2 separate regions of the Homo sapiens genome follow, and region 1 is linked to region 2. Evidence: chromatin loops called from intact Hi-C (ENCODE). Cell type or tissue: chondrocyte. All regions are shown on one strand. Each heading gives the region's core, and the rest is flanking DNA. Links, peaks and the distances in the headings are about the cores only. Region 1 holds the start of ANLN (anillin, actin binding protein). Region 2 has its middle 37 kb from the start of EEPD1.

Region 1 (15,875 bases), core at 2,776-10,775, 270 kb after region 2:
GAAATACCTAATATAGATGACAGGTTGATGGGTTCAGCAAACCACCATGGCACGTGTATGCCTATGTAACAAACCTGCACGTTCTGCACATGTACTCCAGAACTTAAAGTATAATAATAATTTTAAAAAGTGTAAAAGAAGTGGCCCTTCAGCCAAATAACCTGAGGTAGAGAACTTGAGTTTAGCTCTTCTTGCCACTGCCTTATGATTAGGTCTTGGCCTTTTCTCTCCCTGTAAAAATAAAAAGATTTGTGTTATTGTATTACTTTGTGAATTAAGTATAAATAGTCTAAAAATTTTAAAATTAAATATAAATAGTATTTTAAAAAGTATAAAAATAGTATAAAATATAAAATACAAATGTGTGTGACTGTATTTTGAAAAATTAACTGTAAATATACAGCATTTGGAGGGTCTTTGTTGCAGTCCCTGCTTTCAAATTTTTGTGTTTTTCAGCCTTTTTATCAGCAATTTTATCTGCAAAAGACATAATTATTATTTCCTTTGTTTAAAAGAACAGGTCTTGGAGCAAATACTCATTTTCCAGGGCTATCTTTAATCTCTAGTTATTTCTACTTCAGACTCTTGGTTCTATTCTTAAATTAATGTATTATGTTGTGGGTTTTATTTAAATAACTTGGGAAGTTTTGTGTTTTATATAAATAAGTAGGGAAGACACTTTTGATGATTTAGGCCAATCCCTTAGCCTCTATGCATCTCAGTTTTCCCATCTCTAAAATAGGAATAAGAGTTATGCTTATATTCATTTATTTAACAAGTATCTACTGCACTCATGTGCCAGAAGGTGCTGGGTTACAGCTATAAACAAGTCCCTGCACTGCCACAGCTTACACTGTAGTAGGAAGGCCTAGCTAATAAACATAAACACATAACTAAAATAATGTCAGATAGTGGCAAATGTGATGAAGAAGTCAGAGTAATAGAATGGAAAGTGATTGGTGGGCAGAGAAGACGGGGGTGGCCACCTGATCAAAGAAGTCTTCTTTCAGGAGGTAGCACATGCAAGCTTAGGCCCAAATAACGAGGAGCAGACGTGCTAAATCTAGAGGAAGAGTGTCCAGGCAGTGGAAAGTCCTTGAGGCAGGAAGAAATTTGGCATTTTTTTATGACCAGAAAAAAGGCCTGAAGCTGGAGCATAGTGAAAAGAAAAAAAAAAAAAGGAAAGTATTGTGATGTTAGGAGAATACTAGGTTATTCGGAGAGGCAGGTAGATTCCAGATCATGCATGGCCTTGTAGGTATGATAAGGATATTATTGGATATCATTTTAATTACAACGAAAGACATAGAGCAGCTCCAAACAAGGAATTGACACTGCAAAATTTACATTTGAAAAAGATCCCTCTCTATAAATAAATTACTAAAACTAAAAAGATCAGCAACAACAAAGATACGTAGGAATAAATTTAACAAAAGTTTACAGATCTTTATGTAAGTTTGTTATAGACATTTTTAGCAGGTATAATGAAGATATACCATGCTCATAAATGGGTAGCATTGCTGTCACAAAGATGCGAATTCTCTCCAAATTATGTGATAAATTCAGTGCAATTTGAATTAAAAATCAGAAGAGGATTTTCTTTTCTTTTCTTTTTGGATCTTGAGAATCTGACCCTAAAATTCATGTGGAAGAACAATGAGGCAAAATAATCCAAGTTGAATTGGAATTTGCCCTACCAGATATCAACATTTATAACTAATATAGTGTGATATTGGGAGAGGAATAGATAGACCAGTAGAACAGAATAGAGTCCGACATAGACCTATGTGTACATAAAAAGTTGAGGCTGAACATAGTGGCTTACACCTGTAATTCCAGCACTTTGGAAGGCCAAGGTGGGAGGATCATTTGAGGCCAGGAGTTGGAGACCAGCCTGGGCAACAAAGTGAGATCCTGTCTCTACAAAAAATTTTAAAAAGTAGCGGGTTGTGGTGGCATGCACCTGTTGTCCCAGATACTTGGAAGGCTGAGATGGGAAGATTGCTTGAGGCCAGGAATTTGAAGCTGCAGTGAGCTGTGATCGTGCCACTGCACTCCAGCCTGGGTGACAGAGCAAGACCCTATTTCAAAAAATAAAATAAAATAAAATAAAATAAAATAAAATAAAATAAAATAAAATAAAATAAAATAAAATAAGATAAAGAAAGAACTGTTGGGTAGGCGCAGTGGCTCATGCCTATAATCCCAGCACTTTGGGAGGTCTAGTTGGGTGGATCACTTGTGGCCAGGAATTCGAGACTAGCCTGGCCAACATGGGGAAACCCCAACTCTACTAAAAACACAAAAATTAGCCAGATTTGGTGGCATATGCCTGTTGTCCCAGCTACTTGGGAGGCTGAGGCAGGAGAATCGCTTGAACCCGGGAGGCAGAGGTTGTAGTCAGCCGAGATCAGGCCACTGCACTCCAGCCTTGGCGAAAGAGCGAGACCCTGTCTCGGGAAAAAAAAAAAGAAAAGTTGATATATGATAAAAGTGGCATTACAGGTCAATGAGAGAAAGGATGGACAATTTAATAACTGCTGCTAAGACAACTGGTTATCCATACAAAAAACAAGATCAATCCAGATAGTTTAAAGACAAAAGCATGAAAAGCCATACTTTAAAATATTTAGAAGAAAGTACAGCAGAACATCTTTATTATCTCAGGGTATGGAAGGATTTCTTAAGGCATAAAAAACACAAATCCTAAAGGAAAATATATATGGTATATGTGTATGTGTATGTGTGTATGTGTGTGTGTGTGTGTGTGTGTGTATCATTAGTTATATTAAACATTTCTGTACATCTGAAACATCATAAAGTAAAAAGACAAGCCACAAACCAAAAAATTGGCAAGCCGAAAAACCAACCAAGTTTATTTTCCCAGAAAATAGTAAACAACCAACAAAAACCCTATAAATCCATAAGAAAAAGGCAAATAATTGCACAGAAAAATGGGCAAGGATATAAAGTTGAAAATCACAGAAAAAGAAAATTGAAAGTCCAATAAATAAAAAATCATGTTCACCTTCACTAGTGATAAGAGAAAGGCACTCAAACAAGAATGGCAAAATTTAAAATGTATCCACATATTGGGGAGGAACTAGAGCAGCAGCCAGGGGCATATACTACTGACTGGAGTATCATTTGTTATGACCATTTTGAAGAGCAGTTTATTTTTAATATCTGGTAATAATATTCCTAGGTATATTGCTCTAGAGAAAGTTTTGCATGTGCATATAAAGGATAGTCATGGCATCATGGGGTCTTTGGAATGAAAAACTGGAAATAAGCTAAATGTCCATTAACAGGATAATGGGTACATAAATTACAAGTATATTTGTATAATAAAATTTAGCAGTGAACATGAATGAAATGCAGCTACAGTTATTAGTGAGGATAAATCCCATAAAGATATTATTGGGCCAGAAAAAGTTGCAGAAAGACTTACATTCTGCAAATAAAATTTATATATAAAACACTAGATATTGTTATGGATATATATGTAGATGTGATAAAAGTATACATATTTCTATGGGAATGATAAACATCAAATCAAGATAGTTTTACCCTGGAAGAGTGGGAAGATGAATGAGAATAGGAAGGGACACACAGGAGACTTCAATTACATGTGGGATGTTTTGTATTTTTTTAAGCTAGGTGGCTGGTATATGGTTATGTTTTATTATTCACATTTTTATTGTATTTCATAACATAATTTTTTTGTTTTCAAATTTTTTTATTTGTTATATAACACAATTTTTAAAAAGATAAAAGTCATTCTAGCCTAGAAACTGAAGAATGAACTACCGGGGGTTAAGAATGAAAGGAGGTATAGTAGGAGACAATTGTAATACCCTAGGAGAGTAGACTTGAATATCTACCGTAGTTTCTGGCACATAGTAGGTGTTTCAGTCTTAGGAGTTATTTAATTGTGATGGTTGCCATTATCACTATCATCATCATTATCAAGGTAGAAACCAAAGACATAGTGGGATGGTGAGGGAAGATACACTAAATGTTGTGAGTAGCTATCTTATGCTAGGTGCTTTACCTCTTTTAGTCTTAACTAGAATCTAGTTGAGGTAGATACAAAGAAACTAAGGCTCATAGAAGTGATAGCCAGAAGGCACAACGGCTACATAAATTTCTAATGACTCATTTTCCAACGTTGTTTAAAACACGCATACACACACAGACACGCCCCAAATACATACACACCTTTCTTGTCACACTTGAAAAAAATGGAAGTATCTTTTTCCTTTGTTCATAAGTAACACATTCTGGGTTAAATATTAATAATTCCATATACTACACACTCGGACAGTGTCTTATTACTTATTATGAAATATTTTTGGATTATGTCTCTCCATTTTTCATCTGCCCCTCCTAACAACTCTGAGGAAATCAGGGCAGATGATTATTCCTGTTACACAGATAAGTAAACTAAAATACAAACAGGCTAAATCAGAAGTTCTTGTCCTGGTGTCCATGAACTTCACAAAATCCTGTTAAATAGTTTATGATTAAATGGTCATTTTTCTAGGTAGAGGGTCAGTTTTAACATATTTCCAAAGGAGTCCATGACTCCCCACAAAGGTTAAAAAAAAAAAAAACCCATGGGTTAACCGATTTGGCTAACTGGGTGGAGCCCTGACCCCAAGCAATATTTCCCTTACCTCTTGCCGTGATTTCAGTCACGTACAATTTATCATACAAAAATTCAAATTAAAAATATTAGTAAATTCTTTTTGTAATGTTGATTGACTGCTAAGATGGACATATTATTAAACATATTGAAACCACTCAGTTGGGAGGAATAGTTCTGTTTTGTTCAGCTCATGGACAGTCACTCTTAACTTTTCAGATGAACAAATCAAGAACTGTCATCTTTACCTGCACAGACTTGTTATAGAAGAAATGAATCTGATACAGAAATTATGTAACCTATCTTACAATTTGGAGTACTCTACAAAGAATAAGCAGGAGACACAGCCTTAGCTAGTGTGGAAAACGGGTCATGAGCTGAGAACAGGGTTTTCATTTCTTTGGACCAGTTTCTTTAACGTTTTCGGGTGTCCCTTCTCTCGGCAGTAAAAGGAAGGATTGAACTAGATAGAGGGCTTGTCAGAATTCCTCCCGCTCTAACACTGTACACAGTTGGATGGAATTTAAAATAAAAAATTGTGCATGAACGCTTCACACAGTCTGTTAATTTTAGCTTTATTTCATTGGCTTAGAGTGTCGGGGACCCACCGGAACTGGCTTTTCTGAGGGCCAGGCCTGCAGTCCCCCTTTTGGGGACTAGGAGTTGGGTGTGACCTAGGAAACAAAGCTACTGAAGGCCAACGGGCTAGCAGCACCTGAAACACAAGGGCTCTTTGTCTGGCTCTGTAGCCCAGGCTGGAATGCAGTGGTGTGATCTCTGCTCACTGCAACCTCCACCTCCCGGGTCCCAGTTCAAGCAATTCTCCTGCCTCAGCCTCCCGAGTAGCTGGGATTAGAGGCACGCGCCACCATGCCTATCTAATTTTTTTGTATTTTTAGTAGAGACGGGGTTTCACCATGTTGGCAAGGCTGGTCTTGAACTCCTGACCTCGTGATCTGCCCGCCTCGGCCTCCCACAGTGCTGGGATTATGTCCTGCCAACACAAGGGCTCTTAATCCTTTTTTTTTCTTTTTTGAGGCAGGGTCTCACTCTGCCGCCCAGGCTGGAGTGCAGTAGTGAGATCGCAGCTCACTGCAGCCATGACCTCCTGGGCTCAAGCGATCCTCCAGCCTCAGCCTCCCCAAATGCTGGGATTATAAGCATGCGCCACTACTCCCGGCCTTAATACTTTATTTAGGAATGAAGGAAGGCGGGAACACCCAAACGCGGTTGGTGTGAAGCAATCGCCTTAAAGCTGAGGGGAATGTGTGGTTGTTGGGGGTGGAGCCAGGAACCCGACGCCGTTGGAGAGCAGGAAGCGCCCCGCTGCCCGCCTCCACCCCGCGGCGAGGGCTGGGAGGGGGCCGGGAAGGAGGCGGGGCCGCCCCTGGGAACCACCCGGCCCGGCGCGGCCACGTGACCGAGCGCAGGGGCGGGGAGAGGGCGCCCCGGCTCCGCCCAGCGCGCATGCTCGCGGCTCGGCGCTGAAATTCAAATTTGAACGGCTGCAGAGGCCGAGTCCGTCACTGGAAGCCGAGAGGAGAGGACAGCTGGTTGTGGGAGAGTTCCCCCGCCTCAGACTCCTGGTTTTTTCCAGGAGACACACTGAGCTGAGACTCACTTTTCTCTTCCTGAATTTGAACCACCGTTTCCATCGTCTCGTAGTCCGACGCCTGGGGCGATGGATCCGTTTACGGAGGTGAGTGAGTTTGCGGGTGCAGCCAGCCATGACCCACCGCTCTAGGCCCCCACCCACCTTCCTCTGTCAACCTCTGGGCGAACCCCCACCGGGCGGAGGGCGCGTGTGTGCGCGCGTGCGCAGTGTGTGCGGGCCGGGGTCGCCGCGGCTGCGGCCTGCTGTGGTTGGTGGGTTCCTCTGAGATTTTGTTGTTTCGGTCCTACAGATAAAACTCAGGGAGGAAGGCTTTGAGTCTGTCCTAAAAGGCTGTTGCGAGAGGTCTTTCAGCCCCCGTTTTTACCATGTCCCTCTGCAGTCCTGGCGCAGCAAGAGTGAGGCGCAGGCCTGCGGAACGGGTCCTGCTGGAAGCAGCTGGAATGCCCTGCAGGGCGGGGTCCGGGGCCGGTGACTCAGTGCGGCTGCCGCCGGGAAAGGCAGTAGGATGTGTGATTTGCGGAGTTCACGCAGCCCGCAGGGGAGATGCTAATGAAATGACAGCAAAACGTTAAAATAAGCAGGTGCTAGAAACCACTGCATTCGTTCATAAAAAGCCAGTAGTTCCTTGAGATCCCATTGTTCAGCTAACTAACGAAGAAGTTCATACCCGGGACTGACCATTTTAATTGAAACAATGCAAGTGTACCGAGCAAAACTATCAGCTCACGATTTTAGAGCAAAGAAATAAACTTTTCGGTGTTTCTGGGGCATATCATTACAGTACTTATTTCATCTTTTGTTCCTTTGAGATTGCATATGGGTTACATGGTTATTGTGTCGATTTCTCTAGTTTTAGCTTTTGTGGAGAATGTGCGTTGTCACATTCAGGAGTGTTTTGTTGCCAGTTGTCCACTCTCTTTTATTCCAGGACAGTTCCTCTTTCTTTAGGCTGTTGTGCAAATTTCAAACTGTTAGTTTTTGAGTGTTGCAAAGTGGACCTAAAACTGTTTACACTGATTCAAAAACTTAAATGCTGTGAAGAGTGGTAATTCTTTCGGGGAGATGTAATTATAATTCTATAAGTTATGTATGAGATATTAATTACAGATTTCAGCAATTAGAGTTTACTTATATTCAAGCATGACATAATCTATTTTTCTGTTTCAAATTCTTAATCATCTTGGGACAAATACATCAATTTTTTTCACCTTCCTTAAAGGTTCTAATAGAAAAATCTAGAGCCTATTTTTGTATTAGCCTTAAAATAGGGCTGGTCATGCACCAAGTATCTTTCACTTACACTGAGGTCGAAAAGCGTGTATTTATTTTATCTAAACTAGAATACGATTCCTTAAAACATTAGCCCTATGTGTCTTCCTAAGTAACAGACAGGAACAAAGCATTTTTAAGTTGGCTGAAAATTGCACTTCATTTTACTTAAAAATGTCATTCTGAAGGTAGTACAAATCTCAACTGAAAGAAACTTTACCTGTTTAGATCGTTTTAGGATGTGCTCAGAAATATGTATGGTTTATATTATGAAAAGTTAGATCACTTGCAGTTGGAAAAACAGCTTAGACGTCTTTTCCTTAATAGGTAATGAATGAACTACTTGAATTGATTCCAACTCTTGGGTGCTTAATTATAGCATTCATAACATTTGCACAGTGAAATGAGCTACTGGTACAGTTGTCTATCAACTGAAAGTCAGTATAAAATGACTCTCTCAACCAGGGTTTCCTCTCAGAACCATGGTACACAGGAAAATTGAGAGACTATTTTCTCAATTCTCCCAAGGATAATTCAATGCCACCCTACAAACATAGGAAATAAGTCTATCATATTAACGCCAGCGTATTAGGGCTTAATTATTTTGGTAACTCCAGTTGAGAAAGGTTACAATCATGGTAAACTCTCTTTTCCTCAAACAAGACTGTTCTGCATTGGTCTTCCTCCCTGTGGTCGCTGATACTGTTCTGGCACTCTTTTTTTTTTTAAGACGGAGTCTCGCAGTGTCGCCCAGGTGACAAAACCATAAACTCACTACTCATAACGTCAAGAGTTTGAAGCTCTACTCACAGGTGATAGTCATCCCAGTACAAGAATACTACAAAGAAACCCAGAGTGAAGTGTACCAATCCAGAACTTTCTTTATAAAAACCTTAAAAGAGAAAAAGCTATAATTAAAATACTTCACAGAAGCATATTTTATTGTAGACGCTTTAGATCCTTTTATGTCTGCAGGCTGCATATAAATAAGTATGCAAATAAACATGCCACTACCATTTTTAGTGGAATTTCTCTTATTTTCCAGAATTAAATGAAGTTCCCTGGGGAAGAGCTGCTAGAGCATATTGAAAATAATAAGAAGTTAATTTATATTGAGTCTACTGTGTTAAAGAAGGCAAGGAAATTAGTAAAATCTCCTAGAAAAATTTGTCAGAGATGACTTTGGGGTGTATGTGGCAAAAGTTGTTCAGGGACTATAAGCTTCAGTTACCTGAGATTCATACATGTGGGCTATCCTACTTCTTGAATATGTTATTGCAGTGGTTTTTTTTTTTTTTTAATGCCTACACTGTTTGAGAAAGGTGTGATATTTCAAGGAATATACCTTGTATTTAAAAGAGTTTTAAAATTCCTGATATACTATTATAAGGAACGGCTACTTACATTTATTGAGCTATTGAGTTTATATATTTAAGATATATAATTTCTTTTAATTTAATAACCTTTGGTGTTTATAGCTTTACTTCACAGATTAGGGATCTTTTTTTGTGTATCTATTTAATTTTTTTTTAATCTGGGAATTTTTGAATCTAATGTAAGCAATAGAACATTCATATACGTTTGAATGACAAAATCACATTCTTTTGTTGTGACCTACTGCTCATGGTAACTGAAGCTGTACTGACTCACAAATGTTCTAACTGACCAGAATGGAATGTGGGCATGTCCACGAATGAATATAATTAGGCTAGTGTTGTATCTGGGAAGTGAGAGATATAGCAATTGAAAAATTACAAATTTATTAATTTAGAAAGGAGACATTATTTCTTTTTTCTTTTTTCGTTTTTTTTTTTGAGTCAGAGTCTCGTTCTCGCCCAGACTGGAGCTCAATGGTGCGATCTTGGCTCGGTGTCACTTCTGCCTCCCAGGTTCAAGTGATTCACCTGCCTCAGCCTCCCAAGTAGCTGGGACTACAGGCATGCACCACCATAACTGGCTAATTTTTGTATTTTTAGTAGAGATGGGGTTTCACCGTGTTTGCCAAGCTGGTCTCAAATTCCTAGCCTCAAGTGATCCGCCTGCCTTGGCCTCCCAAAGTGCTGGAATTACAAGCATGAGCCACTGTGCCCAGCAGAGACTTTCTTATAAAGGCTTACAGCCTACAGTGTGGCCATCCTGACAGGCTGGGAAACATATTTAATAGCTTCGGGCAGAGACTGGAAACAGGCACTTCAAGAGAGGAGAAGCTGGAACAGGGATTTATGCCTAAAGGGTTAGCCAGGTATACATATTCAACAGGTTATAGGCAGAGCTATGAGTATTTACAAAGGGGTCCTGATGGGTGGGTACTGAACAAACGTGCAGTTACATGCATCCCATGTTCACTTTGGGATGAAGACTTAACGTGGAAATACATTACAGTTGGGCCCTATATGTCAAAAGGTGAGGTGGGGACATGAAGGCATTCAAGTGAGCAGCCTCTGTAAACTGGCCAGAATCAGTTCATGGTTGGTGGTCTTCTTACTGAGATAGATTTATTGAAATCAATCTCTTGTCCAATTAAAGCTGTAGCTGTAGCTTGTGGAGCAGGAGGGTTAGTCAGTGTCTGATGGAAGATGAGCTGCAATTGTTTTAATATTTATTGCTTATCTCAAGGTCAGTGCTTGTTCAGCTACTAGAGTAAAAGAAAAACTTTGGCAGTTAGAAGATAGTTTATTTTTTAAGTGTAGGGAGTTTGTGACTTAACCCTTGCCTGGCATGGCCTTAGGTCCTAGTTATTTGTTTACAGACAGGGTCTCACTCTGTTACCCAGGCTGGAGTGCAGTAGCGATCACAGCTCACTGCAGCCTTGAACTCCTGGGCTGAAGTAATCCTTTTGCTTCAGCCACCCCACCCCCCAGGTAGCTGGGACTACAGATGTGCCCCACCATGCCTGGCTAACTTTTGTATGTTTTGCAGAGACAGGATCTTGCTTTGTTGCCTAGGCTTGATCCTGTTTATAATTTGATATCTTATTGCTACAAAGAGTCTTCTGTCAGTCTTATGATCTCTATTTAACATTAATGCTCATCAGTTATTGTGTTTAAACAGCAAAAGGAGGGGTATAACAAGGTGCATGCGGCCTCCTGTTCCATCATGGCTGAGAACTCGGTTTTTAAGGTTTCTCTGGGGTCCCCTTCATCAAGAGGGGATCTGTTCAGTTGGTTGGGAGGATTAGTATTTTATTTTTAGTTCTCATATTGTATCATGGGGGGAAATTATCGGACATATATGGATTTGTGAAACAATATGCTTATTCTTGAATTTGTTGAAGGACTTTTATTTAGCGGGTGAAGGTCTTGTATTTTGGAAGCCATTTGGTTCATAAATTATTTTTTCAGTGATTAGAGCATTTCAATTTAGTGTCACTTTTTTCAATGAACTTTAAATTAGAAATCATTCTTAAGAAGAGTAGAGAGTGTGCCTTCTTTCAAATTTAGCTCATATTTCTTTTACATACTCAGATTTTTAAAAAATTGTTACTGTATTTTAAGGAATTAAAAAGAGTCAAATGGAATTTAATTTTTCAGCCTGCACTAACTACTGTATCTGAGTATGCAAGGCAGTAATAATAATCTGCATACCTCCTTTAGTTGTGTGCATTTGAAAGAAAATGAATTGTTTTACAGGGTCTTGTGTTTGAGCTTTACTAAAATTGACTTAAAAATAGGAACATCAGTTGATTTGGAGTAGAAAGGAGTATTCATGACTTTATGGAATGGCTAAGATTTCAATTTAAAACCATTTTATTATATGTTAATATTTAGTTAAATAAAACATAAGATTATTTTGTTTTTCTTTCCTCTTAGGAAGTGTTTTATGTTTTCAAAGGACTAATATGTTATTTATCTCTTGCTGCTTACCACCACCCCAGATTTTAGTGGCTCTATTAGTTTTGCTGCTGTAACAAGTTATCACAAATTTAGTGGCCTAAAATAACATATTCATTATTTTACAGTTCTTTAGAGACAGGGTCTCACTCTGAAATCTGAAATGGATTTTACTGTGTTAAAATCAACATGTCAGTGGAATTGTGTTTCTTCTGGAGGCTGTAGGGGAGAATCTGTTTCCTAACTTTTCTTGTTTCTAAAGGCCATCTGTATTTCTTGGCTTGTCCTGTTCCCCCATCTTCAAAGCCAAAAATCACATTACTCTGACCTCTGCTTCCATGGTCATATTTTCCCTGACTCTGATCTTCCTGCCTCTGTGTTTTCCATCATAAGGACCTTTGTGATTATGTTGGGCCTGACCAGATAATTCAGGATTATCTCCATCTAAAGATTCTTAATCACATCAGTAAAGTCTCTTTTGCTCTGTAAGGCAACATATTCAGAGGTTTAGGGTATTAGGACAAAAAATCTTTGAGGGACCATTATTTTGCCTACCATAGTGGCTTAAAACAATACTCTTATTTCTCATGATTCAGTGGGTCAACAATTTGTATTGTGCTCAGCCGGGCTGTTCTTCTGCTTGTCTCTGCAGTGGTCATGCAGGAATCTTCAGTGATCTGGCAGATTATCTGGAGCTGGATGGTCTAAGGTGGCCTTATTCATATGTTTGGTAGTTGATACTGACCATCACCTGGGCCATGTGTCTCCTCTAGTAGACTTAACCTGGGCATGTTCACTTAGTGGCAGAGAGAGAGAGAGACCCCAAACTGTAAAATCTCTTGATGCCTAAAAGTCTCACAATATCACTTGTACCATATTTTATTGGTCAAAGCAGATCACAAGGCCAGCCCAGATTCAAGGGTGAAGAAATAGATTCTGTCTTTTGATGAAAGCAGAAAAAATTTGTGGCCGTTAAAAATCTTATATAACTAACTTTACATATTTTATTCCTTCTGTAATATTCCTGTAATAGTTATGACATTGGGGTACTCATTTAGTGAATCTTGACATAATTGCTTAGGATTTCACTTTTGAAATGTGTTTAACTGTCATCCTGTATGGCAATTGGTGATTTTAGAAGATACTGCAATTTTATGAACCTTTGATTAAACTTGTGTTTTAACACTGATATATTTATTTATGTAGAAACTGCTGGAGCGAACCCGTGCCAGGCGAGAGAATCTTCAGAGAAAAATGGCTGAGAGGCCCACAGCAGCTCCAAGGTCTATGACTCATGCTAAGCGAGCTAGACAGCCACTTTCAGAAGCAAGTAACCAGCAGCCCCTCTCTGGTGGTGAAGGTAAAAGACTTTGTGGGGAAAAATAACATTTACTTTTTTTTTCTTTTGAAGGAGACAAGCCCCAAACATTTCATTAGCATATAGAAGAACCAAGCTCTTTGGGAGACAAATGTAACAGCCTCTGGGGGAAATAACAGCCTTCTATTCTATTTCAGAGTTATTATATTAGGCCTAGAACCTATAGGGTTGGAACGGTTTCTTCTAAAAAATATTTTAAATTAATTGATTGAACTTTATTTTCTTCATTCTGAAGTTATCCTTAAAACCTCAAGGGAAGAAAAATAAAGGAGTAGGGTAACATTTATACTTACAGTAGTGTGTAGTTTTTTTATCCCAGGGGTGGCAGAACAGCTGGCCACTGAGTTTGGGTGGTGTCTCCGGTACCAGCAAGGCAATGGAAGGCACACTGCCCATGCTTGACATTTAATGAACCCTTTTCACTCTCTATTTGCTGAACCAACTCTCTAAAGTTTAGGTTGTTAATCTCCAGAAGTGGTGGAATTAAACACAAGCACACACACACATACACACAAACAAAAACTCACCTGTAGTCTTACTCTTTCCTCAATCCTAGGATTGATTCCCAGCCAGCATCAGACAGCCTCCTTAGTCTTTTCCTGGAGTGTAGAATAGTCTGGAGATAATAATCTTCCTTAGTACGACTGTAAAATACTGTAATACAACTGTAAAATAAAATATAGAAAAAATTACAGAGGGCAAAACCAATGTTTTTTTAAAAAAAAAGAAAGCAGAGAAGTGTACATGGGGCTAGCTCAGTTATTTTGGAAGCTAATCATAGAACAAGAATTAGTTTTCATACGTTTATCCATTTTGAAGGGAGAGTGAAGGAAATACATTACATATTATATGGTATTCAGCCAGGAAAATAGGGGCCTGACCCTAGTCCAGGATCTTCGTTTTCACTGTGAGATGGGTTTGTACTATTGAGTGCTATGTATTTGAAACCAGTGTTACCTAAACTTCTTTAGGTAGAAGTTCAAAACTACATTTCGATGTTTAGGTAGAAGTTCACATTTACTGTTTTAGATAATTGTAAACTAGAAGAATTCTGTATTTCCAGATGGTATTGCATGTTAAAGCAGGAACACTTTCAAAAATTATTAGATGTGTTCATAGAAAATAGATCGATAAGTGAGTTATAAAACATTAGAAAGTTTCAAAAATAAAAAAAGGAAAAGAAAAGAAAAAAGAGCCAAGTGTAGTGGCTCACGCCTGTAATCCCAACACTTTGAGAGACTGAGGTGGGCAGATTGCTTGAGCTCAGAAGTTGGAGACCACCTTGGGCAACATAGCAAAACCCTGTCTCTACAAAAAATACAAAAATTAGCTGGGCATGGTGGCACATCTGTAGTGCCAGCTACACAGGAGGCTGAGGTGGGAGGATCGCTTGAGCCCAGGAAGTTGAGGCTACAGTGAGCTGAGATTGCACCACTGCATTCCATCCTGGGTGACAGAGTGAGGCCCTATCTCAAAAAAAGAAAAAAAGAGACATAAAAGTGGAGTGGGGAAAAAATAGATTAGAAAGTTTCATGATGTATATTTACTTAGGTTGATGTCAACGAGGCAATCATGATTTATCCCTGATACTACTTTGGTCACTGCCAGAACATTTGTTTAGGCAGTTGATGAAACTGACCTCATATGAAATGTACCTTCTTTGAAAATATTAATTTTCCAGGAGATATATTGAAACTCATAGTTAGAAATAATATGCCTTATGGTTCTGATAGATTTTTTTTTTTTAATTTTAGGGCTTTTTCAGTTATTTTATAGGTGTTCATAGAAGCTTGAAATATGAAATGTTAAATATTTGTACTGGTGAATTTGTTTGGTATTGACCAGATAATTCAGTCACTTTTTCTGTCTCCTGTCGTAATCCTAAACCTCAAGCCAATTGCCCTTCTAACCATGCTTATTAGTTATTTTCCATGAAAGAATGTTTCAAAAACAGAAAACCTGGTTTCTACACTTGGCTCAGCTGTGTGACTTTAGGCGGGCAACTGAATTTCTCTAGGCTTGATTTTTCTTATCTGAAGATGAGGTGATTAGGCTGTATAATCCTTAAAATCTGTTAGAATGCTTTCTTATTCTGTGTGTATGCACTTTTTATTTACTATTGTCTTAACACTATATAAAGTGTTATGCATATATTTTGAAAATATGATTTAAATATCTTTATTTTTATTTTTCCATAAGTTATTGGGGTAGAGGTGGTATTTGGTTACATGAGTAAGTTCTTCAGTGGTGATTTGTGAGATTTTGGTGCACACATCACCCGAGCAGTATACACTGCACCATATTTGTAGTCTTTTATCCCTCGCCCCCCTTCCGCTCTTCCCCCCAAGTCCCCAGAGTCCATTGCATCCTTCTTATGCCTTTCCATCCCCACAGCTTAGCTCTAAATATCTTTTCATTAAGGTTTTTATAATATAAATTGTGTCTGCTTGAAAAGATCTTTCATATCAGATTTCTAAGTTGCTGAAAGAGAATGGGGTTTTACATACTTCTGGTTGTAACTAAAATCATTTAAAAGAATAGGGAGGGGTGATGTTTTATTAATTTGTTGAGTATCTACCCTCAAGTTTTTCATGTGAGAAATTACAAATTTGAATGTCTTTTTTCATCGTTTTTAATGTAGAGAAATCTTGTACAAAACCATCGCCATCAAAAAAACGCTGTTCTGACAACACTGAAGTAGAAGTTTCTAACTTGGAAAATAAACAACCAGTTGAGTCGACATCTGCAAAATCTTGTTCTCCAAGTCCTGTGTCTCCTCAGGTGCAGCCACAAGCAGCAGATACCATCAGTGATTCTGTTGCTGTCCCGGCATCACTGCTGGGCATGAGGAGAGGGCTGAACTCAAGATTGGAAGCAACTGCAGCCTCCTCAGTTAAAACACGTATGCAAAAACTTGCAGAGCAACGGCGCCGTTGGGATAATGATGATATGACAGGTATGAATTGTATAGATGGTATGGCCCATACATCTGTTCCAATAAGATTCAGTTTGGTATGTTGAACATTTTATCAGTTAACTCATGAAAAATAAATGCTTTTGTTTTATCTATATGTTGAGTATCCTTTGCTTGCATATGGTTTGTCTACCAGTAGTATAAGTTGGTTATGTTTAGAC
Region 2 (15,875 bases), core at 3,003-11,002:
CTTATCATTTTTCAGGTGGGTCACAAGAGTGTTTTGAAGGGTTCAGGGCCCACCCTTCGGAAAGTTGTAGATGATTGTCTTGTGACAGCTGCAGTCATAGAGCAGGGTTTTTTTAACTATTGTATTTAAATATAGTAAATTGGCATATATATTTGTGTGTGTGTTGATCGTGTTTGTTTATTTCTATAGAACCATCTCCTCTTCCTAATAAACACAGAAGACAAGACAGAGAGGAGCACAGGAAGGAAGAAGAGCCCCTGGAGAAGCAGTCCAGTCTCTGCAGTTTCCCCAGCTGGGGCAGATGGGCTGCCCTCCTTATTCCCCAGGTGGCCCCTGGCCAACCTTTCAAGTCAGCACTTATCTTAAGGACAATGCTTTTGAAGGCCAGGGAGGTATGGGATTTTCTCCTGATCTGATCCCACTGAGCGAAGCCTGGCAGCTTGCACACCTGCGTCCTCCACTGCATGAGATCCTCTCAGCCAGGCGGGCCATGCACAGCAGTGTGTGTTTTCTGCTCACTCCTACCCACAGCTGTTTGCCTCCAGCATGGCCCATTTCCTGCCCCATCTCCTTGGGCTCCCTGGAGCTCAGGACTTCCTTGCCTCATGGCAAGTGCCAGGAGCTAGCTTGACCTCCCACATTCTTTCCTGTGCTCAACCTTGCCCTGCTGTCCACCACCTGAGGTTTCGCTATCTGCACTCTGCTTTCAGCCTCAGGCTGGTTCTTTCTGGCTAACCTGAAACACAGGTGCCTGCAGAGGAAGTTGAAGAACCTCCCCGTGGTCCCCTGCCAGCACTGGCTGTTTCCATAGGGAAAGGCTGGGTCATACCTTGGGCAAATTCTACTGATCCTGCACCTGTCCAAGGTGCCCAGTGTGCACTTAGTTTTCTCTATAGGAGACGCCCTGGGGGAAGTTGGTTCCACCTGGGGCTCCACCACTGTTGCTGGGGTGTGGGTGAAGGGGGAGGCCACAGGGCCTCACTGGGGGGCTGTGCAGGGGGAGTGGTCCTCTCTCCAGGCCAGGTAGGGGACTAGCAGGCACGTTAGCTGTGCTGCTGGCTTCTGCCCTGACTCCAGGTCCTCCTCAGGCCTCTGATTTCTGTGTTGTTCCTTCGACTATTCTCAGAGTATGAAGTAAAGGTAGGAATGGCAGGCTCACTGCATCTCTGCTGTTTTGGGTTGGCAGGGATGATACACTGTACCTTGTGGATGGGGAAGGAGGGCAGCTTGGTAGCGGGATCAGTTGCAGGCATTAGTTTCAGGGGTATGATCCAAGCCTCCAGCTTGGATCTCTTGTAGCCTGGGAGAAGATAGGTGGCCAACACTTCATTGTCCTGCAACTAGTCCTGGATCCCTTCCCATGTACGACCCATGGACACCATCAGTTCTGCCTGCCCAGGTCTTTGTAGTCAGAGAATGACTCAACGCAAAGCTTTAGTTTCTCCCCATAGGAGGGCCTCTCTTGCTGGATTGAGCATGAGGATTCACTTGAACAGGTTTTCGCACTCCATGGACAGGTAGAAACAAATACCAAATGTTCCTCTCAGCTCTCACTACTCCCGCAGCTCCTTAGGGTTCTGTCCATCAAAGGGCTGGGATGTGATCACTAGATATACAGGAAGCCTCCAGGCTGTACACCTCTACCCTGGGGCCACCTTACTTTGGCCCTGGAAGAGTTCTGGGTGGCATGAGGGGCACTACCACAGAAGGTACCCAGCTTGTTGCCAAAGAAGCCCAAGCCTGCAGTCTCGATGTTCACGTCAGCATCCAAAAGCAACTATTCTGCCTTCAGGTCCCTATGGGCAATACTACACTTCTGGCAGCAATACTATCACATAGCACAGCCCACACTATCTGGTGGAAATTGCTTCAGGTTTTCTTCTTCTTCAGGCTGCCATGAGCCACTAGGTACTCAAATACCTCTCTCTCACTAGCCTGCTCCACGACTAGGTAAAGTGCTTCCTTGGTCTCGATCAACTCAAATAATTTCACAATGTTGGAATGATACAATACCTTCATGATGTCTTCATGAGATAGTCTCTGGAGGCTGGAGTTCCACACTTGTAAATGACCTTTGCAGCCACCTGTGTGCCAGTCGGGATGTACCAGGCCAACTTCACCTTGGCAAAGGTTCCCTTGGCAATGGTCTTGAGGAGCATGTAGCTGCCAATATGAGTCTCCTCCTTGGCAGAGATGCTATAAAGGGCCTACCAGTCTTTTGGACTTACTGCTAACAATACTAATTACCAATATTAACTAATAATACTGATTAAATAAAGAAGAATGTGGAAAGAAATGAAAAAGAAAACAATGAGAAAAACAAAAAGGAATTAAGAAAAAGAAAAAAAAATTAAAAATGAGGCCAGGAATGGTGGCTTATACCTGTAATCCCAGTACTTTGGGAGCCTGAAGCAGAAGGATTACTTGAGTCTAGGAATTCAAGACCAGCCTGGGCAACATAGTGAGATCCTGTCTCTGCAAAAAAAAAAATAGCCAGGTGTGGTGGTGCATGCCTGTAGCCTCAGCTACTTGGGAGGCTGAGGCAGGAGGATCCCTTTGAGCCCAGGAGGTTGAGGCTGTAGTGAGCCATGATGGTGCCACTGCACTCCAGCCTGGGTGACAGAGCAAGATTCTGTCGAGAGAGAGAGAGAGAATAAAGAAAAAGAAAAAAGAAAAGGAAAAGAATAAAGGAAAATGAAAAAAGAAAGAATAAAGAGAAAAATAAAAAAAGAATAGAGGAGGGGAAAAAAGAGAAAATAACAAGAAAAATAGATACAGAGCCAAGAAATTTAAAAAGCTAACTTTGGTGAAAATCCTTCAGGTCACCAAAAGCTACCTTCCTGAGCTAGGAAGGCCAAAAATTTAGGCCCAGCCAGGGACTTACATGGTACAGTACTTGGAAGTCTGTAACTGGTTCCTTACGAGGTCATAGCAAGAAATAGACCTATCACAGCTAAGGATAATTCACAGTGGTTTTCTCACTTTTTGGTCTCAAGAATGCTTTACTCTTAAAAAACAAAAAGAGGGAGAATTCAAAGAGCTTTTTGTTTATGTGGGTTGTAGTGAACAAATATTCACCTTCTTAGAAATTATAACATGTAGGATGCTTCAGTGGCTTTTTAATTTCTAGTTTGCAAAGCTGTAAAAAGCTTTTGGCTCATAAAAAGCTCAAAATATCTACACTTAAAATATTCCATTCCTTAAAACAAACAAACAAACAAAACCAACAGCTTCTGGCTGGTGTCCGGATAATGACAATACCAAGAGCACCAAGGCTGCGGGGTCCCACGGTGAGGAGCATGGATACAGCTAGAGAATGTCAGGGAAGAAAGACTTCTCAAGGAGGTTCCTGAGTCAGACCTGAAGGACTCATGGGGGTGGGCTGCACCTCCCATTTCTTGGACGTATACCCTTGGTCATGCCCTGTGCTGGACACTAAGTATTCAGAGATGCATGAAGGCACCCTGCCTCTGTTGCAGAGCAGAAAGATTGTGGACAAAAATTCTAAATGCTGCCAAGGAGAGGAGACAGACCTCTGCCGGCTCAAGCTTCTCTGGGCCTCTGGGGAAGTCCCACAATCTTGGCTGTGCCTGCCCCTGCCCTCCCACCCCTACCCCAACTCCATCCCTGCTTGGTTACCTTGATCTGTATCACTTGTGGCCCCAACATGCCTGGGGTGAATATCCAGGTGCTCCCCACCCAAGCTGAGTAAGTGGACTAGATACGATTTTTTTTACTGGGCAGAAGGGGCTCATTTATGATTCATTCGCTGGCCCCAGAGATTGAAATCTTGGGTACCTAAACTCTCTTTCATTCCCACTCAGGCACCAGGTCTCTTGCATGGAACAGGCCATCTTAGGTTCCATGTGCCAGGGCTGGTCTCAGTTCCCCATCCCACCAGGGCTCACACACAGCCCTGCAGGTAGGGTCCCCAGATCAGCTTGCATGACGTTGAAATGCAAGGCGAGAGGTCTTGTTGGTGACCTATCACTTTCACTGAGAAATGGACATGGAGAGAACCAGAGTGAGTAAGGGTGTATGATGTGCACTGCAATGGGGGACAAAGCAGACTCCTGCCTTCGTGGAAGTCACAATCTAGTGGAGGAGGGATGTTACTAGAAATAGACAAAGTGCTGGAAGGACAAATAGCAGGGACTTGCTGTAGTCGGGCAAGGAGGTTAGGAAGCCATTACTTGGAAAGTATGGTTTCAAGTCAGAGTTAAGGAAAATTAGGAGTCAGGAATATAAAGGAGGTGAAGTGATGATTGGAGGAAAAATAAATTGTCCTTTATCCAGACGTTACCCCATGCTAAGCAGTGGCTGAGCCTTTCCCAGTATCACCCAAGGTAGGATAGTGGGTGAATAAGACATGTGAACTCTCCAGTAACACTAGTAGATTTTGAATCCTGCCTCTGCCATTTGCTGGCTGTGTGGCCTTGGGCAATTTACATGTCACTCCATTGCTTCTGATAGCAAAGGGGATGATGAGATAGACTGATAAGGTTTAATGTGTTTGGCTGCTGTATGGAGATTGGATTAGAGCAAGAGTGTAAGGGAGAGAAAGATATATCAATGTTTCAGGCGAGAGTCAAGGTGGCTTGAGCCAGGTGTGATACTGGAAGTAGGGAGAAGTGGAAAGTGATGATAATTCACTGGATTTGGTTGGTGAGGGTGTGGTCAAGGGTGACCCCCAGGTTTCTGGCTTTTGTTATTATAAGTAACACAGAAGAAGAATGGATGAATCATTAATTCATTTTCTATTTATTGTGATATCTATGATCCTGCAAAAATATTTCCTATATATTCAATTTAAAGAATAGTAATAAAAATACTTATTTACTCCTTAGATCAGTTGAGAAAAAGAATTTACTAATATAGTTAAAGCCTTCGAGTGTCCCGTCTTCTCCCCAGAGGCACTCTCTATCCTGAAATTTGTTAATCTTGCCTTGGCTATTTGTTGTTTTTACTATATATGTATCTATTCCTAAATAATATAGTGATTGGTTTTGTGTGCTTTTGAACTTTATGTTTATTCTGTTAGGGGTTCATTGAACTTTTTCGATCCAAAAGTTTATAGTCTTAATATAATTTGGAAAAATTAATTTAAAAAATCAACTCTGGCTCACGCCTGTAATCCCAGCACTTTGGGAGCCTGAGGCAGGTGGATCACGAGGTCAGGAGATCGAGACCATCCTGGCCAACATAGTGAAACCCCATGTCTACTAAAATACAAAAAATTAATCGGGCATGGTGGCACGCACCTGTAGTCCCAGCTACTTGGGAGGCTGAGGCAGGAGAATCACTTGAACCTGGGAGGTGGAGGCTGCAGTGAGCTGAGATCATGCCACTGCACTGCAGCCTGGTGACAGAGCAAGACTCCATCTAAAACAAAACAAACAAACAAACAAACAAAAAACACACAACTCTGAATGACTGGTCTCAAAATGATACCAAAACTTAACTGGCACCATGATACTATAGAGAAACATTTATCCATTCACCCATTGAAAGACATCTTGTTTGCTTCCAAGTTTTGGCAATTAGGGATAAAGCTGCAATAAACATCTATGGTATATTTTTGTATGGATATAAGTTTTTAACTCATTTGGGAAAACATCAAGGCGCACGATTGCTGAATCATACGGTAAGAAAGAGTACGTTTAGTTTTGTACAAAACTGTCAAACTGTCTTTCAAAGTAGCTGTACCATTTTGCATTCCCACCAGTAATGAAGGAGAGTTCCTGTTGCTCCTCATCCTTACCAGAACTTGCTATCATCAGTGTTCTGCATTTTGGCCATTCTAATAGGTGTGTAGAGGTACCTCATTGTTCTTTTAATTTGCATTTTCCTGATGACATGTGATGTCGAGCATCTTTACATGTGCTTACTTGCCATCTGTATTAGTCCAGTCTCACATTGTTGTAAAGAAATACCTGAGACTGGGTAATTTATAAAGAAAAGAGGTTAAATTGGCTCATGGTTGTACAGGCTGTACAGGAAGCATGATGTTGGCATCTGCTTGGCTTCTCTCAATAAAATTTGGGAAAATTAAAAAAGCAACAGCTCTGAATGATTGGTCTCAAAATGAAATCATAGCCTAAATGGCATCAAGATACTATATAAAAATGTTTATCCATTCACCTATTGAAGGACATCTTGGTTGCTTCCAATTTTTGGCAATTACGAATAAAGCTGCAATAAACATCTATGTATATGTTTTTGTATGCATATAGTTTTCAACTCATTTGGGTAAATATCAAGGCACATGATTGCTGAATTATATGTTAAGAAACAGTTTGTTCTGGGGAGGCCTCAGGAAACTTAGAATCATGGTGGAAGGCAAAGGGGGCACAGGCACATCCCACGGCTAGAGCAGGAGCAAGAGAGAAAAAGGGGAAGGTGCTACACACTTTTAAACAACCAGAGCTCCTGAGAACTCACTCACTGTGGCGAGGACAGTACCAAGAGGATGCTGCTAAACCATCATGAGAAATTCACCCCCAGGATCCCATCACCTCCCACCAGGCCCTACATCCAACGTTGGGGATTACATTTCAACATGAGATTTGGGTAGAAACACATCCAAAGTGTATCACCACCTGTGTATTTTCTTTGGTGAGGTGTCTATTCAGATCTTTTGCCTATTTTTCAGTTGGGTTGCTTGTTTTTGTATTGTTGAAGTTTAAGAGTTCTCCATTTAGTTTGGATAGCTGTCCTTTATCAGACATGTTTTTTGCAAATAGTTTCTCACAATCTGTGATTTGCCTTCTCATTCGCTTACTGTCTTTTGCAGAGCAGGAGATTCTGATTTTGCTGAGATTTTGACTGAGATTGCACTGAACCTATAGATCAATTTGTGTTGACAGTGGATGACTGAGGAGCAGTCCTCCAGGCATCAGTGGAGCACAGGCTGGGAGATAGTCTGGCATCAGAAGGGAGTTGCAAAGGCTGGCGGCCTGCCAGGCTAGGAGGGATGGCTGATTCATATTGGAATCTGTACTCTCTCCTCTCCCACCCACTCTGTAGGCCTGAGTCATAAAGAAACCTTGCGGTGCCTTCCCCTGTGCACCCTTGGTATAGCTGTGAACACTTCCCTCTGCACAGACACATTGACACATGGGGCTTATCACAAGGGACACCCAGAGAGGCTTCCTTGGAGGTGCCCTTGCATGACTTACAGAGTGGCATCCCAGGGGAAAGTAGCTAGGGCTCCTCCCCTGGTCAATCAGACTATCTGGTCCTTTCTGCTCTGAAGGCAGAGACCTCATTTTAGGGCTATAAACCCAGGCAGGACAAAAATAAAATACACATTCCAAAGACTCATGTCATCCTCCCCAGAGCTGGGGAACCACAGCATGGGTGGTAGTCTAGAGGCTGTCCCTCAGATGCTTGGCCTTCCATAGGCAGTTTTGCAACTGTCAAATCCTCCCCGACATCTGCCCCTCTGCTGTGTGTGCTCTCCAGGGGCCCAGGGTGCCGGTTCCCTCTAGCCTCCTTCTACCAAATGAAGCTTCTGCACATGTTCTTCCAAACTCAAATTTCTTGTGGGTAAAATTAGATCAGAGAGCTGGTGTTGCCGGGAAGCTGCCTCGAAAGTGGGTGGCTGCGGGCCATTAGCGGTAAAGATAAGTTAAAATAACTCTAATAAAAATGATGTTGAATGTGGGAAGCTGAAGCCCTTTTTTTGCCCATTATCCTGAGAACTGGTTGTCTTTCTGTTATTCTAGTTGTTTTGGGCCTCAAAATTACATCTGTATTTAAACCAAAGTTTTTATTTTTCCACCCAGATAAAGCCAGCTCTTCTCCTGCTGCTCCGGATAAGTGATTCCTCATCCTGTGTGCCTCAGCTCCTGCCACCACCTCCAAGAAGCCCTCCCTGATCCCCTCACAGAGTTAGCTCTGCACATCCTCTTGCTCCCTGTCTGCCTCACACCAGCTTCTCTGTCACAGTCGGGTCACAGTTGCTCCCTGGGTCTCCTGCCCCACTGGACTGCGAGCCCCTCCTCAGCAGTCACAGGACATATTGATCTTTGCATTCCACAGAAGGTGCACCTAGGAAGTATGAGTCAGAGGAGTGAGTTGGTGCTTTAAAAACCAAAGGCTAAAATGCAAGTGCTGTTCCATAAAAACCCCAACCGTTGGCAAGGGAAGTGACAGGACAGGACAGGGAAAGCAAGGCTTTGGAAGCAGGAACATTTTACTTCTCCTGACACCAAGAATAACCAAGACATGATTCTCAGCCTGAGTGTCCTCATCTGTGAAATGGGGTCAGTGATAGCAATCTTCCCAGGTCATTTGAGATTCAGGGCACAGACCAGTTCCTCAGAAATGTTAGTTTCTTTTCCTTCCCTAGTTAATAAAAACACTACTATGTTGGCAAGAAAGCCTGGGGCTTAGTCCTGGCTCTGTCACTAACAGTTGTGTGACTTCGGGAAACTACTTTACCCACTGGGTGCCTGCTTTATTTCCTGTCAACAGGAAGTACTGATTGGTCTGTAGATCAGATTTTTTATAATGCTGATGATTAAAATTTTGAAACGAAGTGTTTCCTAAGAGTTTCAGTCTTAGGAATGGAAACAGAGCCTAGAAAGAAGGTTGTCCACTTTTCATGGATGATGTTGGGGGCTGAGGCTTCAGTGTCACTGTCCTGTTGGGAGTGGCCGGAATCGCTCAGCATTTCACAGGCTTCTCCTCTATTGGTGGAAGAGCAGACGGGAGAGGTTGGTAGAGCGCTGGGGTATTCTAATGACAGATTCAGAGGGGACTGAGCCAGGGAGCCCAGAGCAGAAGACTGTTGAAGGGAAATTAGGAGAGAGAATTAGGCAGGTATTCTCCAGTGGTCACGTTATTTTTAGATCTCCAAATGATGGAGCTGGAATGGGCCATTTGAGGCCTGCTGGTTTGATCCTCCCTGGTTACAGAGGAGGAAACAGTGGTTCAGAAGGTCTAAGTGACTTGCCAGGTCTCCCCTTCCTGAGCTCTATGACTCTGCTTCTATTTCAGCTGGTCTTGACTCCAAGGGAATCTCTTGTGTGTATTTTGGCCCTAACAAATACCAGGACTGGTTTTCTTTAAAAAGCTTTCTTCATGGGCACTGTTAGTCTCATGCAGTTTTAATAGAAAACTGTCTTTCTATTTTCCAGCACCATTAGTTGCTATGAGCATAAACTTTCATATTTAATGCAGCATGATTCACAGCGATGCTCCATTTAAAAATGGGAGAACCTCTCCTCTGGCAAAAATTAGAAGAGAAAAACTAAATGGGAATAGGAAACAATCATTTCTAAAAATATGAATAAAAAGAAATATCGATTAGTCTTTCATTTACTTAAAAGCATAGCTGATTGGACCAAATATTGTTGAAATTCAATTTCTGCACTTTATTCTGAATATTTCAGACCTTTTCGCCCTCTACATAACCACTAGCTCTTCCAGAGCAATTCAGGGACTATGTGTATGGGGAAGGAGCTAGAAAAGTTGTGAGAAGAGAAAAGGCAACTGTCCATACAAGCCCGAGGATCTTTTTAGCCCCCTTCTTCTTTGGGGAACACTGAGATAAGAAGCCTGCTCCCCACTCCCAACCCACAGCTAGTGCTTCTCTGTTCACATTTGGTTAACTCATACCCGATTCATTCCTCAGGTGCATCAGGTATAAATACGAGAAGTTATCCCTGATGCCCCCATGCACAGTTAGCTCTGCACATCCTCCCACTCCCTATCTGCCCCACACCAGCTTCTCTGTCACAGTTGGGTCACAATTTGTCCCTGGATCTCCTGCCCCACTAGATGGTGAGCCCCTCCCCAGCAGCCATAGGACATATTCATCTATGCATTCCACAGAATGGACCCTGGACTCACCATTCCCAGGCATCTGACACAGACACAGGTACCAATAGCACTCTCTCCAAGGAGAGCCTAGCCATGGGCAACGGAACAGGCTGAGGGACAGGGGCTTCCCAGGGCCCCCCTAAAGATCACTGTGGAGCCTCCTGGTACCCACCTGGAATAACTGTGAGAGCCAACATCTGTGGAGTGGTAACCATGTGATAGCCACTGTGATAAATGCACCACCACCCTAAGAGGATAGGGCTATTTTTTTTTTTTTGACAGTCTCACTCTGTTGCCCAGGCTGGAGTGCAGTGGTGCCATCTTGGCTCACTGCAACCTTCACCTCCCAGGCTCAAGTGATTCTCCTGCCTCAGCCTCCCAAGTAGCTGGGATTACAGGGATGGGCCACCATGCCCGGCTAATTTTTTTTTTTTTGTATTTTTAATACAGATGAGGTTTCACCATGTTGGCCAGGCTGGTCTTGAACTCCTGACCTCAGGTGATCCACCCACCTCAGCCTCCCGAAGTGCTGGGATTACAGGGGTGAGCCATAGCACCTGGCCGGGGCTATTGTTCTTATTCCCACTTAACAGACTAGAAAACTGAGGTGCAGAGTGGCTAGGGAAGTTGGCCAAGGTCTTAGGGATATTAAAAGGGTGGTGTCAGGATAAGGACCGGGGCTGTCTGGCTTCAGAGTCCACGCTTGTAACCACTACTGAGACTGCATCAAAATGACACATGCAAACTGTCTGGTGCAATTATAGCTAGTGTTAGCAAAGCTATGGGGAAACCAGAACATCAAGTCACTGGAGGTGGGTGTGGAAGTTGGTATATCCATGTTGGAAAACTATCTGGCAGTTTCTTATAAAGTTAAACATACATATTGCCATGCAACCCAGCAATTTCACTTCTAGTTATACACCCAAGAGAAAGGCGTGCATATAGCTGCTGAAAGACACATACAAGTATGACCTCATGTTCATAGCACTATTTCAAAAGCCAAACCCTGGGAACCAATCCAAAATCCACCAACAGAGAATGGAGAAGTAAAGCGTGGTATAGTTATGCAGCAGAATATTGCACAATGGTGACAATGAACAAACTACACAAGCAATAAGGATGAATTTCAGTGTTGAGAGAAAAAGAAGCCAGACACCAAAAGTGCATTTTGCATGTCCATTTATATAAACTTTAAAACACTCGAAGCCAATCCATGTTGTTGGAGGTCAGAGTGGTGGGTGTCCTTGGGATTAGTTCCTAGAAGGGGGCACATGGGAGATTTTTGGGAGTGCTAGTAATATCTTGCTTTTTGATCTAGGTACTGTATACAGGTATGCTGCTTTTATGAAAATTCATCAAGCTATTCCCTTATGAACTGTATGCTTTTATGCATCTATGGTTTGATTGAATAAAAAGTTTACTTTAAAAATAAAATGTCAAGAGTCGCTTCCAAGATGGCCAAATAGGAACAGCTCCGATCTACAGCACCTAACGAGATCGATGCAGAAGACGGGTGATTTCTGCATTTCCAACTGAGGTACCTGGTTCATCTTGTTGGGACTAGTTGGACAGTGGGTGCAGCCCATGGAGGGCGAGCCGAAGCAGGGCAGGGCATTGCCTCACCTGGGAAGTGCAAGGGGTTGGCGGATTTCCCTTTACTAGCCAAGGGAAGCCGTGAGTGACTGTACCTGGAGGAACAGTACACTCCTGCCCAAATACTGTGCCACTGCAACTGGCAGACCAGGAGATTCCTTCCTATGCCTGGCTCAGCAGGTCCCATGCCCACAGAGCGTTGCTTGCTGCTAGCGCAGCAGTCTGAGACCGACCTGGGAGGCAGGAGCTTGGTAGGGGGAGGGGCGTTTGCCACTGTTGAGGCTTAAGTAGGTGGTTCTATGCTCACAGTGTAAACAAAGTGGCAGGGAAGCTCAAACTGGGTGGAGCCCACTGCAGCTCAGCAAGGCCTACTGCCTCTCTAGATTTCACCTCTAGGGGCAGGTCATATCTGAACAAAAGGCAGCAGATAGCTTCTGCAGACTTAAATGTCCCTGCCAGACAGCTCTGAAGAGAGCAGTGGTTCTCCCAGCACATTCGAGCTCCAATAACAGACAGACTGTCTCCTCAAGTAGGTCCCTGACCCCTGTGTAGCGTGACTGGGAGACGCCTCCCAGTAGGGGCTGACAGACACCTCATACAGACGGGTGCCCCTCTGGGATGAAGCTTCCAGAGGAAGGATCAGGCAGTAATATTTGCTGTTCTGCAGCCTCTGCTGGTGATACCCAGGCAAGGAGGATCTGGAGTGGACCACCAGCAAACTCCAACTGAACTGCAGCTAAGGGGCCTGTCTGTTAGAAGGAAAACTCACAAACAGAAAGGAGTAGCATCAACATCAACAAAAAGGACATCCACACCAAAACCCCATCTGTAGGTCACCAACATCAAAGACCAAAGGTAGAAAAAACCACAAAGATGGGGAGAAACAAGAGCAGAAAGGCTGAAAATTCCAAAAACCAGAACACCTCTTCTCCTCCAAAGGAACACAACTCCTTGCCAGCAAGGGAACAAAACTAGAGGAAGAATGAGTTTGACGAATTGACAGAAGTAGGCTTCAGAACGTCTGTAATAACAAACTTCTCTGAGCTAAAGGAGCATGTTCTAACCCATCACAAGGAAGCTAAAAACGTTGAATAAAGGTTAGACGAATGGCTAACTAGAATAACCAGTGTAGAGAAGAGCTTAAAAGACCTGAGGGAGCTGAAAACCACAGTACAAGAACTTCGTGAAGCATACATAAGCTTCAATAGCTGATTTGATCAAGTGGAAGAAAGGATATCAGTGATCAAAGATCAAATTAATGAAAGAAAGCGAGAAGATAAGATTAGAGAAAAAGAGTGAAAAGAAATGAACAAAGCCTCCAGGAAATATGGGACTATGTGAAAACACCAAATCTACATCTGATTGCTTTACCTCAAAGCGATGGGTAGAATGGAACCATGTTAGAAAACACTCTTCAGGATAAGTATCCAGGAGAACTTCCCCAACCTAGGAAGGCAGGCCAACATTCAAATTCAGGAAATATAGAGAACACCACAAAGATACTCCTCAAGAAAAGCAACCCCAAGTCATATAATTGTCAGATTCACCAAGGTTGAAATGAATGAAAAAATGTTAAGGACAGCCAGAGAGAAAGGTCGGGTTACCCACAAAGGGAAGCCCATCAGACTAACAGTGGCTCTCTAGGCAGAAACTCTACAAGCCAGAAGAGAGTGGGGGCCAATATTCAACATTCTTAAAGAAAAGAATTTTCAACCCAGAATTTCATATCCAGCCAAACTAAGCTTCATAAGTGAAGAAGAAATAAAATTCTTGACAGACAAGCAAATGATGAGATTTTGTCACCACCAGGCCTGCCTTATAAGAGCTCTTGAAGAAGCACTAAACATGGAAAGGAACAACCAGTACCAGCCACTGCAAAAACATGCCAAGTTGTAAAGACCATTGATGCTATGAAGAAACTGCATCAATTAACGGGCAAAATAACCAGCTAACATCGTAATGACAGGATCAAATTCACACATAACAATATTAAACTTAAATGTAAATGGGCTAAATGCTCCAGTTAAAAGACACAGACTGGCAAATTGGATAAAGAGTCATGACCCATCAGTGTGCTGTATACAGGAGACCCATCTCACATGCAAAGACAAACATAGGCTCAAAATAATGGATGGAGGAAGATCTACCAAGCAAATGGAAAGCAAAAACAAACAAACAAACAAAAAAAGCAAGGGTTGCAATCCTGGTCCCTGATAAAACAGACTTTAAACCAGCAAAGATCAAAAGAGACAAAGAAGGCCGTTATATAATGGTAAAGGGATCAATTCAACAAGAAGAGCTAACTATCCTAAATATATATGCACCCAATACAAGAGCACCTAGATTCATAAAGCAAGTTCTTAGAGACCACAAAGAGACTTAGACTCCCACACAATAATAATGGGAGATTTTAACACCCCACTGTCGATATTAGACAGATCGACAAGACAGAAAATTAACAAGGATTTCCAGGACTTGAACTCAGCTCTGGACCAAACAGACATAATAGACATCTACAGAACTTTCCACCCGAAATCAACAGAATATACATTATTCTCAGCACCACATCGCACTTATTCTAAAATTGACCACATAATTGGAAGTAAAACACTCCTCAGCAAATGCAAAAAAAAAAAAAGGGAAATCATAACAAACAGTCTCTCAGACCACAGTGCAATCAAATTAGAACTCAGGATTAAGAAACTCACTCAAAACCACACAACTACAAGGAAACTGAACAACCTGCTCCTGAATGACTACTGGGTAAATAACGAAATGAAGGCAGAAATAAAGATGTTCTTTGAAACCAACAAGAACAAAGACTCAACATACCAGAATCTCTGGGACACATTCAAAGCAGTGTGTAGAGGGAAATTCATAGCACTAAATGCTCACAAGAGAAAGCAGGAAAGATCTAAAATCGACACCCTAACATCACAATTAAAAGAACTAGAGAAGCAAGAGCAAACAAATTCAAAAGCTAGCAGAAGACAAGAAATAACTAAGATCAGAGCAGAACTGAAGGAAATAGAGACACAAAAAACCTTCAAAAAATCAATGAATCCAGGAGGTGGTTTTTTGAAAAGATCAACAAAATAGATAGACCACTAGCAAGACTAATAAAGAAGAAAAGAGAGAAGAATCAAATAGACACAATAAAAAATGATGAAGGAGATATCACCACCGATCCCACAGAAATACAAACTACCATCAGGGAGTACTATAAACACCTCCATGCAAATAAACTGGAAAATCTAGAAGAAATGGATAAATTCCTGGACACATACACCCTCCCAAGACTAAACCAGGAAGAAGTTGAATCTCTGAATAGACCAATAACAGGTTCTGAAATTGAGGCAATAATTAATAGCCTACCAACCAAAAAAAGTCCAGGACCAGACAGATTCACAGCCGAATTCTACCAGAGGTACAAAGAGGAGCTGGTACCATTCCTTCTGAAACTATTCCAACCAATAGAAAAAGAGGGAATCCTCCCTAACTCATTTTATGAGGCCAGCTGATACCAAAGCCTGGCAGAGACACAACAAAAAAAGAGCATTTTAGGCCGATATCCCTGACGAACATTGTTGCAAAAATCCTCAATAAAATACTGGCAAACCGAATCCAGCAGCACATCAAAAAGCTTATCCACCACAATCAAGTTGGCTTCATCCCTGGGAGGCAAGGCTGGTTCAACATATGCAAATCAATAAACATAATCCATCACATAAACAGAACCAATGACAAAAACCACATGATTATCTCAATAGATGCAGAAAAGGCCTTCAACAAAATTCAACAGCATTTCATGCTAAAAATCTCAATAAACTAGGTATTGATGGAACATATCTCAAAATAATAAGAGCTATTTATGACAGACTCACAGCCAATATCACACTGAATGGGCAAAAACTGGAAGCATTCCCTTTGAAAACCAGCACAAGACAAGGATGCCCTCTCTCACCACTCCTATTCAACATAGTATTGGAAGTTCTGGCCAGGGCAATCAGGCAAGAGAAAGCAATAAAGGGTATTCAACTAGGAAAAGAGGAAGTCAAATTGTCTCTGTTTGCAGATGACATGATTGTATATTTAGAAAAGCCCATCTTCTCAGCCCCAAATCTCCTTAAGCTGATAAGCAACTTCAGCAAAGTCTCAGGATACAAAATCAATGTGCAAAAATCACAAGCATTCTTATACACCAACAACAGACAAACAGAGAGCCAAATCATGAGTGAACTCCTATTCACAATTACTACAAAGAGAATAAAATACCTAGGAATACAACTTACAAGAGATGTTAAGGACCTCTTCAAGGAGAACTACAAACCACTGCTCAATGAAATAAAAGAGGACACAAACAAATGGAAGAACATTCCATGCTTATGGATAGGAAGAATAAATATTGTGAAAATAGCCATACTGCCCAAGGTAATTTATAGATTCAATGCCAT

Evidence for each region. Peaks named below come from ENCODE experiments on the same cell type or tissue, not always from the same donor. Only the 100,000 strongest peaks of a DNase experiment are listed, where the experiment ranks them.
Region 1: it touches region 2 in a loop (2.8-fold over the local background); 3 of 110 quality-filtered maps call a loop at or near these places.

Annotation. Positions count from the first base shown.
Region 1 is chr7:36,383,698-36,399,572 of GRCh38, forward strand. ANLN (anillin, actin binding protein) reads left to right here and starts at 6,165. Exons shown (of 24, transcript NM_018685.5): 1 at 6,165-6,347; 2 at 12,569-12,722; 3 at 15,382-15,696. The coding sequence starts at 6,330. It also overlaps a transcript of MATCAP2 not described here. RefSeq lists enhancers at 5,810-6,400, 6,401-6,991 and a silencer at 5,810-6,219. In chondrocyte, for the core only: a CTCF peak has its summit at 6,583; DNase peaks (open chromatin) are centred at 6,054 and 6,714.
Region 2 is chr7:36,108,681-36,124,555 of GRCh38, forward strand. It overlaps the pseudogene MARK2P13. Among named protein-coding and RNA genes, the nearest start is that of EEPD1, 37 kb to the right of the region's middle. RefSeq lists enhancers at 11,048-11,583, 11,584-12,118. In chondrocyte, for the core only: no CTCF peak of the experiment used is centred there; a DNase peak (open chromatin) is centred at 6,967.